Linked DNA regions of Homo sapiens: region 2 is linked to region 1. The links are chromatin loops, found by intact Hi-C in ENCODE. Cell type or tissue: endothelial cell of umbilical vein. All regions are shown on one strand.

Region 1 (5,000 bases):
AACAAGGTTGTGTCTCACTTTCTCTTCTCCTGTGCCAAGAACTGTGCAAAGTAAGAAGATACTCAGTGAATGTGTTTGAAGGAATGACTACTGAAGTGTATGAGTTGTTGGTGTAGAGACATGCATTCCCAAGTGCTAGAGAATCTATTTGCAAGCATATTTTTGAAAGATAACATTTTTTGAAGTTGAATATTACTTGCACTGCTTTGTGTGCTGTCAGGGTTCTGCCATGGTAGCCAAGACTAAACAGCATCTTTCCAGTTAACCCAGTGAGGGTCCTGTGGTATGGCTAAGCCACGAGCTGGAACAGGAACCAAGTGAGGCAGGCCCTGAGGATATAGACCTGTTTTAGACCCTGAGAGAGAACAGTTGGCAAATAGAAGGTGGTATCCACTGGGTATGACAAGCAAGCATGGATCAGAAAAGCAGCTGGCTTTACAGAGTCTAATGGAATAAGTGAGAAGTCCTAAAGGTGGATGAATGTGGCAGTAGGAATCGAGGAAGATATCTTGTACTTCTGATGCTCTCAGGTGTAGGCTACTGATGGTCAGCCAGCATCAGGGAAGGCTGCCAGGAGTGAAGAGGTAGGGGATTAAAGGACGTACTGACAAGGACCTGGCAGAGCTCTAAACCAAGAGGGACACTGGTGTAAAGTCTTTTTGTCATTAATTTAGCAAATATTTATACCTACTGTGAAAATGCTTTCAAGAGGAGGCGAATTCTTGATCTGATTATCAGAAGGAGAAGAAAGAAGATGCCCAGTTACCAGCATTGAGGCATATGATCAGGGCTGGACTAACTAAGTACGGTGACATGATGTGAATTCCTCGTTACGGCGATAGAGCTCCCTTAGTGTCTTTTGTTTCCACTTAGGATTCATCCTAGAGGCAGGATGGGGCAGAGCTTCTGGGGTCAAATAAACCCAACAGCGGCAAGAAGAAGGCCTAGGGGTTAGAGTACCAAGAAGGGCCTGACAAACCATCACTTGACTGATAGAACTGGATCCAGCCTAGAATTGTTCATTAAACCATTAAATTGTTGACTGGCCACACCAAATGGTGGCATTACATAGCACAGTACAGGCAACATTGATTTTAATAACATCTTCTACTTGAAAAATAGTCCATACTTACCAAAATACTTTCACATTTCACTGGATTCCAAAGTTCTTTGATATAAACAGGGTGTTATATCCATTATTTTTTAGAGGACATCAAAGCACTAACAATTTAGATGGATGGTTTAACTCCTAGTTAGCTAGTGGCAGAGGCAGAACTAGAACCATGGGCTCCTTATTGATAGGTCACTACTCTTTCCTTTATCCCACTGCTTTGCTTGTGTGATGCTGTGACAACTTTTGGAGGCCACTTTTGCTGAGAATTCAGTCCAGGTCTGATTGACTTCTGGGAAACAGGACCTGCTGAGTCTAAGCATTCAAGAGTATACACTCAGCCATAATCATGAGCCCACGTATTGTTTCAGATACTTGCTTTAGGAAATATGCTTCAGTTCTGATAGTGGGCTATTATCTCTTTTTAGGAGGTCTCCTTAAATGTACTGAAGTAAATTAGCAATGCTAGAGATTTTAAAATATCAGTTTCTAGTAAAAATGCTTCAATTTTTGTGAATTTACCATGTTGCTGCATTATTGAGCTCCTCTGATGTGTCAGGCACTATTGTAAGATTTGAAGACATGGCAATAAACAAAATAGAAAAAATTCTGTCTTCGTCATAGGGCTTTTATTCTAGTTGGGGAGGGGTTATTTGTGAAGGAGACTAACAAAAACCAAGTAAAATATAAAGTATGTCAAATGTTGATAAGAGAAAAAATACAACAGGGAATGAGGACAGGATATGTGGGGATTGGGGGGACAGGGGTTGCAATTTTAAATAAGATGGTTAAGGGAAAGGCTTCACGGTAAATGTGAAGGAAATACATCGCTATGTACATCTTCAAAATCTACAAACATCAATAGTAAATTTCCAAACTACTTATATATAATTACTAGTGAAAAAACAAAAAAAATTAATGGGTATATACACACAGCCACACCTACACACAGATGCATGCACATATATACATATAAAATCTAGCACTTACTTTTCAAATTAACTCCCCACTCTTTATGCACCTAACAGATGAACTAAGTTTGAATTTATGTTTTTGTGCAACTATAAGAATATGGAATGTAGCTATTACTAATCTCTGCTTTTTTATTTGCAGACCTCCCACCGTTTAGCTCAGTGATAAAATTCCACAATAAATTTTGACTTGAAAGATTTTAGGATATCATGAAAATGGGAATGACGAATGAAGGCTGAGATGAGGCAAATATTTGGCAAATCCCGTGAAGCACTTAGAGCAAGCTTTATTAAGTGTGGTGGAATCAGATAATCATTACTGTTTTTATTTTTATCTGGGGTCAAACTTAATTAAAATAAAACATTTTCTGTGGGTTTTCTAATTAGCCTAACAATTTATTGGTCTCCAAAGATCTTTGTAGATGGTAACTTTGGCACAGAGTTCTAAAGCAGAGGACTCTGTAGATCTGGAAAGAAGTTGGAAAATAATTTCTTTAAAAACAAAACAAAAACCGTCCCAGGAAACACCATGAGAGAATGTTTTGTGACATATTGGGAATTCAGTTGAAAGGTATTATTAGGGAGTCTATGGCAAGCTGAGTCCCCAAATGCCCAGTTGATCGTAGTTCAGAACCCCAAAGACCTAGCAGGAAATGTTGTAGCTGCCCTCTTGTGGTCAAATGGAAAGTTTTGCCTCTTTGTCTTAATACTCATAAGAAACAATGATACATTTTTTCCCTGGAGTTATTCATTTAATAATCTAAGAGTAATGAAACATTTAACATTTTCAGATGGGCTCAAAAAAAAACACCTTCCCCCCAAAGCAAGATTCAGCAGATCAGTCAATACATATGTTTTAGTGGAACAAAACTCCTGGCTATTGGTAAATTATAATAAAATTGTGGTCCCTTCCACCACACCCCAAGTAAAGTCATCTGAGGCTTTTAAAGGAAATACCTAAGTCTACAAATACTTTCTGGTGGAGTTGGTGGGGGCTAACTGCAGAGGAATATGGAGGAAATAATATCGGGAAGTGCTTTGGTGCTTGTCAGCTGGGTGATCAAGGCTCAGTCACTTCACCCAAGAGCTTAGACTTTAGTTTTCTCACATGTAAAATGGGACTGTTCAAAGGCAACTTCTAATACCACTTTTAGCTCTGAAACGCTATAAATATGTGACCAGATGGACAAAACAAACGGCTTTTTGGTCTCTGGGATTTCTTTCCTTTCTGTCCGTGTGGCTTTATGATTAGTGAACCAAAAAGTTGTGAGGGGAATTGCGTGATGAAGCCTTTGAAAATTGCAGGGCTACAGGGAGATTAGTAGAACTGCCCCCAATGGTCTTGTGAGAATTTTTCAGTTTATTCATACAAGTATTGAATTTATTAAGTATCAACTATGTACTATGCATTATTCTTGGTGCTAGTACTACAAAATAAGTATAGAGGAGAATCCTTGTCTTTAAAGTGTTTGTAGTTTGAAAAAATTAAAATTCAATCATTTCTACGTAGCCTTACACAGTTTGCTTATATGTTCATATGGTTCTGGAAATATTAAGGGGAACTTACCTTAACTTTGTCTCCAAAGAGCTTTCAGGTGGGATCATCTTGAAGCTTAGCAAAACTCCCAGTGAACTTTGGCAAGAGCTGGGTCTGGACTCAAAACTCTGAGTTCAGGAGAAGTGTGCCCTTTGGTGAAGCTTCCAATGAAAGAGGTGTCTGACTATGCCCTGGTCATTCTGAAAACTGCTCTTCCATGGGCCATTTTTTAACATAAAAGGAAATCCTACTAAGTCCTATATCTTTTTGGAAAATGCCTTTTCTGTGTTCTGCTTTTACATTCATAACATACTATGAAATAGCTAATTTAACAAGATTGTGTTTTAAATGATTTATGAATTTATTCAAAATTTTTACTTTATCAGGCTAAGATTGTTTTCTTGGATTTGTTTATTCCTCAAGTCCTTGTGCATGTTCTGATGTCTAAAGTAGAGAAATAATCTTAAATTTGGCAACACTAATTGTTTTGGATGTGAGAAAACTTAAGCTATACATTATTAAAATGAAAGTTGATTTATGTTATTAGTTATACATATATACACATGTGTGCTATGATTAGGTTACAGGAGCTTGACAAAATTGATTATTCTAGATTACAAGAAGTTCTGGGAGGACCTCTTGATGACACAGATTTTTTTTCCCTGTTGCCTTGGTATTTTCGGAATATCTTACACATCATCTACTATATGTGGCTTTGTTGTAAGTTAGAGTTTGGTTAGATAGAACATTTGAACTCGATTCAACTTGGCAATGTGAAGAGCCTGGAGTCCAGTGATTCGTCTTAGGGAGGTGTTTGGGGAATAACAAAATATTTCAGAATCATTAAGGGTATTCCAACAGGGAATTTGGGAGTGGTTGAGATGCTTTGTGTGCTTCTAAGAAGGCAGGATGGGAGAGATTAGAAGAGGAAAATGGTTTTAAAATTTCACTCACAGATTTGTAAATATAGTCAGCATTGCTGCAGGTCCATAACACAATAAAATGATTACAAATTGGTAAAAAGATGATGGCTCTTTCTGGTCTCAGTTTAATGAAACTGAGATGTTAAAACAAAAAACAATTTACATGTTACAAAGGTAAGGTTATTAATGTGTGATATTAGAGCTCTTCCCTGGCCAAAACTCTGAAGACTTTTAGATGAAGCCTTTTAAATAAGTTTGTGATACCATTTTGATACAAATGGCGACACCACAGATCACTTCTTTATACAGATTTTCATGTAGAGATGCTCTGAGGAAGGTGCTGTGAAGTTTTGGAAAGAATAAAGACCTGGGTTCAGAATATGCTGGGTCAGTAATTTGCTGGCTGTGTGGTTGTAGGTAAGTTCTTTAGCCCCAGAATCCACACTTAATAAATTGAA
Region 2 (5,000 bases), 75 kb before region 1:
TGGGGTTTCTTCAGAGCTTTATGACTCGTTAATGCAGAAATGACAGCAGAGTATCTATTGTTTTATGTCAAGAACATTTGCCAGCATTTGCAGTGATAACAGTCCTGAGAGATACGGCAATGTTAGATTCAGATGTGGCAAGTTTCCTCTGGCAGCAGATCAAGGCCCTGGGCTGGCTGCTGCATTTTCTAAGGGAGGCCTCAGCAGTGACTGAGGCTTTTCTTTTTGACATCTATCTGCAAACTGCCTCCACCCCGCTGCATTCCTACAACTGATGCCCTATGACTTCCTTCCTACTTTCTTGTTGCTCATTTCTTAGTGTCTGATAAATAGGCTAACATTTCCAGTGGAATTAATGTATCATTAAGTAGATTTTAAACACAAAAACCTGTGCTACTCCTTCTTAAGAATGAGGTCTGTTTACCTTCTGAGTGGGTTATTTAATAAAAATATTAGGTGAGTTAAATTAATAAAAACAAACAACAACAAAAAACAAATACCACTGTGCTCACTGCCACTACTTTCCTTCCCTTTCTCCACCAACACCCAAACAAAGCTGCAACAAGACTTGCCTCACCTAGGACTGACTGGTGATTACACATTTTACTTACTGGGACTCATAAAATTGTCAAAAAAGTGACCTCTGTGACCAGGAGGCAGCTACTAACTACATTTCCATTTATGGCTTCTCTGGCTGTGGTTTAGAATATTTATCCTCTCCTTTGCTGTTGGTGGTTTATCTAATGCTAAAGGCTATAAACAGACTGAATTTCTTTGACCTATTTTCAATTACGTTAATGTCAATTTATTAGTTTATTTAAATAACACAATATTATTTTGAAAATTATACTTTGAGATCCTGGAATTACTTATTTACACATCTATGCAAAGTCATATAAAATTATTATACATTGTTAAATTCCGTTATGTTTGGCTTTTCTACTTCTATGCATTTCCATTTGTCATAAATACCAGAAAGCTCACTATGATACAAAATTTACTAAAATGGACAATGATGTCAGAAACTCAAAGCAGAATACCCATCCCTGTGCAGATGCTCTGGAAAAGGTGGCTCTCCCAGGAGTGTTGATGACAGTCCACTGCCCTCTACTTGCTCCTGACTTCCCATAGTGCAAACACAGCCTTTTGTAGGTATCTCCATGGTGTGTAAGAAAAATCTGTTTCCTACATTTGTATGGGAGAATATCTGCATTAGCAAAAGCAATGCTTTATTTATAAGGGAAACTACTCAGGTCAGCCATGATTTTCCTGATAATCTAGGACAAATTACTATGGGGAGAAATTTTTTGTTGTTTTTGCATGATTATAATTTATCCTTGACAGTTAAGCTCACTTGGTTTTTCAGGCAGTCAGTTAATAAATTTCCTGGGACCTGGACCCAAGCTCTTTGGGTGGGGATGGGGGATCTATGTCTTATTTTCCCCCCTGTATTCCCAGTGCCTAGGATAGTGCATGAAACATGGTGGATTTTCAATAAATATTTGTGCAATAAATGGATAAATGAGTTATTACCATTTGCTGAGAATTGGTACCTAAAGTTTCAGGAAAAGTAGGATCAGTGTTTTACCTAATGGAGCTAAAAATGTATGAAGCAGAGTAACAAGGTATATCTGAGAAACACAGCAAAATCAGTAAGATGTTAGTAAAAGAAAAATGATGTTGAGCAAGTGAGTCCAGGAGTGCAGAGGCTATGAGGTATAAAGCAGATTCGCCAGAAGAGGTGGGTTCTCCACTGCATTTTGAAGAAGACGAGATACATGGGTTGCCAGGAAAAGGAAGCTGTTTCTAGGCAGAAAGCAGCTCACATTAGAAAATGCTGATAAGACAAAACTGGTTTCCATGAGAAGAATGGCAGACAGATGGCGTCAGCACAGCTGCCGGGGCTCTGTGTGAGGAGCCTGGTGCAGTGCCTGGTTGAAGAGGATCATGAAATGCTAGATCTGTCGTGAACAAAATTCAAGGCCTTAAAGGCAGGATTAGAGAGTCTGGATTGAACAACATAAGGAGTCTCTCTGAACTATGTAGACAGAGCCTAATGTTAACATTACCAAAGAACAAAATAATAGATTGTGCTTCCTAAAATACCATAACACATTTCGTCATTCTAATACATTAACAATAGCTAATGGCAATATTTGGTGATTCCCTCATTTTTCAAAAATGTGCCCACGTGCTCCCTCCTAGTGATTTATACTATTGTAGGTCCCTCTCTTGCTGACTTTGGCACCGTTAGTTGCTTTAAATAACACAGGCTAATCTTTGCTCAGCTCTTCTAGCCTCTTTATCACACCGACCCCCACGTCTAGGGAACCGCACATTTGATTTTCTCTCAAAGTTAATGGAGACAACTTTGTCCACATCTCTGTGGTGTCCATTAAGTCCCTGCTTAGGCCCTCATTCTCTATGTTTTTGGCTCCTTCCCTTCAGTCTGACTCATATTTCCCAAACCCCTGACTCATGCTGCTTTCTCTCTCTTATGCAACATTTTAATCTCTGCAATGTTCTTTCCATAATTTGATAACTTACCACAACATGGAGTCCCTTTAGCATGTTTTCATGGGCAAAAATTATCTGCACCTTGAATGGTGTTGAGTACCATTTAGACTTTTATAATTTGTGCTGCTTTTGGTTTAAGAAATAATTTAGAACTACTTTTGAATAAGCCACTGTAGACTAGTGATGAGAATGCACTAGTAATAGGACAAAGAAGACTGAAATTATTTTGAATCTGTCACTCCCTGTGTGATCTAGGGTCATGGTATCAATTTTTTCTCTTTGTTTCTCCATCTCTGAAATAGAGAGTCTATCCTCAACAATAACACACAGATTTTTAAAAGTATTCAGATTCTTCACAATATACTTTTTTTGTTTCCAGACTGTAAACCCCTGGAGTAAAATAACCGTATCTTTACTAGTTCTGTGTGGGGCACTGTGCATGCTTTGCAAATATTATTTAATGGTGCTATCCTGTGAACTCTTGTGGTTAAAGAAAAGATAGTGGTTAAATTCAAGTTGGTGATACTTCTTGATCTGTGTGGATTTAAAACCTTATTATACCTAGCTTCCTCAATCAAACTGATTTAATCTCATAAATGGAGTAAAGTAGAAAAATGGTCAAGGTAAAGGATTCATGTTTGTTAGAAGGAAGAGCTTCTTTACCATTGGCCTCCTTCCTCCCAACATTCTTAATGATTTAGATACCCACCTGCTCAAAATGATTGCTCCCAATCCTTTCTAGAGACAGGGTGATAAACTAGTTCCTACCAAAGTACTCTTTTTACTTACTCTCTGAAACTTTTTAAATAAAAGGGACTCACTGAGTGAAGGTCTTAGAGGTATTTGGAGTATTTTGTTTTTCAATATAATCCTGGAAGGTAAGAATTACTTCAGCAAGACCTGAGGGCACTGAAGTTTACTACTGTTTTACTCATCCAGTATTTGCTATTGATAATGATAACCTGAGTAATTAATATAATAAATTATGTAGATTGAAATCTGATTTAGAAAAAAGTATATAATATTTTATACAGATTCATATACAAACTTGGTAACATTCTAAAATTAATTGGTATAAAAATAGGTAAATTCTTAGCAATATAAAAAGATCTATTATTTGATTGGGAAGGCAGAATTACAAAGCTTCTTATTTAATCCTAATAGCCCTGTGGAAGAGGTAGTTACTTCATCCACAGTTTACAGATGAAGAAAAAAAAGGATGTCACTGAAATGTAGACTCAGTTGAGGGAACTTGCCCAGGGTCACACAGAGCAGAGATTCAAACACCAGATTTCCATTTTGTTTCTGCAATTTAGGTCCTGAGGAAGACTTATTTCCTATGAGTTCTGGAGAGTAGTTTTAAGTGAATTTATAGGTGTTTTTAATTTTTTTTAGCCTTAAAGATAGGGTTGTTAATGTCACAGCACCTTGATTCCTCCCTTGCGTCTTTCTTCTACTTAGAATAACATTCATAGCTCTCCAAGTTTTCTGTTTCCCTCCCCAGTTTTTAGCCAATTATCAACATTTTTTTGTCAAAGACTTTCTAGTTCCCTTGCTGTTTCTTTCATAGTACTGGAATCAGATTTATCTGGGCCAAATGCCCAGTTCTAGTTAGCTTTTCACCCTTCTGAAATTATCAGCTAGAATTCACTCAAGCTAAGCAGTTCTAGTGGAGAAAATAAATACTAATATTAAGTAACAAGAGAGAACTGTCTTAATCGATGGCCAGCAGTAGATTTATAGTTCTAGATTCTTATCAGTTCTGGCAAAACAGATTGTTAATAATTTGGTGTGCTTTAAATGATAAACAAAAATATCACCAAAATCAACAAATTATCAGCCTCCCTGATAGTTCATTTCTTTGTTTTAGAGAGTGGCGAAATCAAGTGTCCTAGAAGCCCTTGGCATTGCATTGTGTTCTATCAGAACTTTACAATATGCTGTTCTCATAGGAAAAAAATCATGCTACTTCGAATTGCTTTTCTAGCAATGATGACGGATTTGCATTGCAAATGGACCCCCCTCACGTAGCTTCCTCTGTGGACAACAGTGTTCATTTGCCAGATGATTGGATGAGGTTAGGCATACAGTTCATGAACATGGGGAAGAAAACCAACTAATGCATGTGAACGACCAATCTGTGACTCATCTGTACTACACATAAACCAGATGAACCAATGGGTCATAGGCTGAAACAGAGGAAGAGCAAAGAAACAAAGGCTTTACTTCTCATTCTTCAGCTGTTTTTGCCCACTGGCAACATGAAGCTTATGCTTTCAGAATCTCAAGGAAACAACATTGTCTACTGTTAAATGATTGTTAATTGTTAGGAGTATTTTCTGGCATCTTTGTGAGTATGTCATACCCAGCTAAACTCTTTTTTTTTCCTTCTTAAACTTTTTTTTTTTTTTTTTTTTTGAGATGGAGTCTTGCACTGTTGCCTGGGCTAGCATTTAGTGGTGCAATCTTGGCTCACTGAAACC

What was found. A loop is a pair of places that touch in the nucleus more often than their neighbours do. Peaks named below come from ENCODE experiments on the same cell type or tissue, not always from the same donor. Only the 100,000 strongest peaks of a DNase experiment are listed, where the experiment ranks them.
Region 2: it touches region 1 in a loop (4-fold over the local background); 6 of 110 quality-filtered maps call a loop at or near these places.

What each region holds. Positions count from the first base shown.
Region 1 is chr2:55,958,749-55,963,748 of GRCh38, forward strand. It overlaps MIR217HG (MIR217 host gene), which reads right to left. Exons shown (of 3, transcript NR_126406.1): 3 at 4,658-5,000. The region is part of intron 3 of LOC105374690 (a long non-coding RNA gene); the gene reads left to right. Among named protein-coding and RNA genes, the nearest start is that of MIR217, 22 kb to the right of the region's middle. In endothelial cell of umbilical vein, a CTCF peak has its summit at 2,720 (motif pointing left); a DNase peak (open chromatin) is centred at 2,763; H3K27ac peaks cover 1,558 bases.
Region 2 is chr2:55,883,421-55,888,420 of GRCh38, forward strand. All of the region lies in intron 5 of EFEMP1 (EGF containing fibulin extracellular matrix protein 1), which reads right to left. Among named protein-coding and RNA genes, the nearest start is that of EFEMP1, 38 kb to the right of the region's middle. In endothelial cell of umbilical vein, no CTCF peak of the experiment used is centred here; DNase peaks (open chromatin) are centred at 206, 2,461 and 4,701; H3K27ac peaks cover 4,792 bases.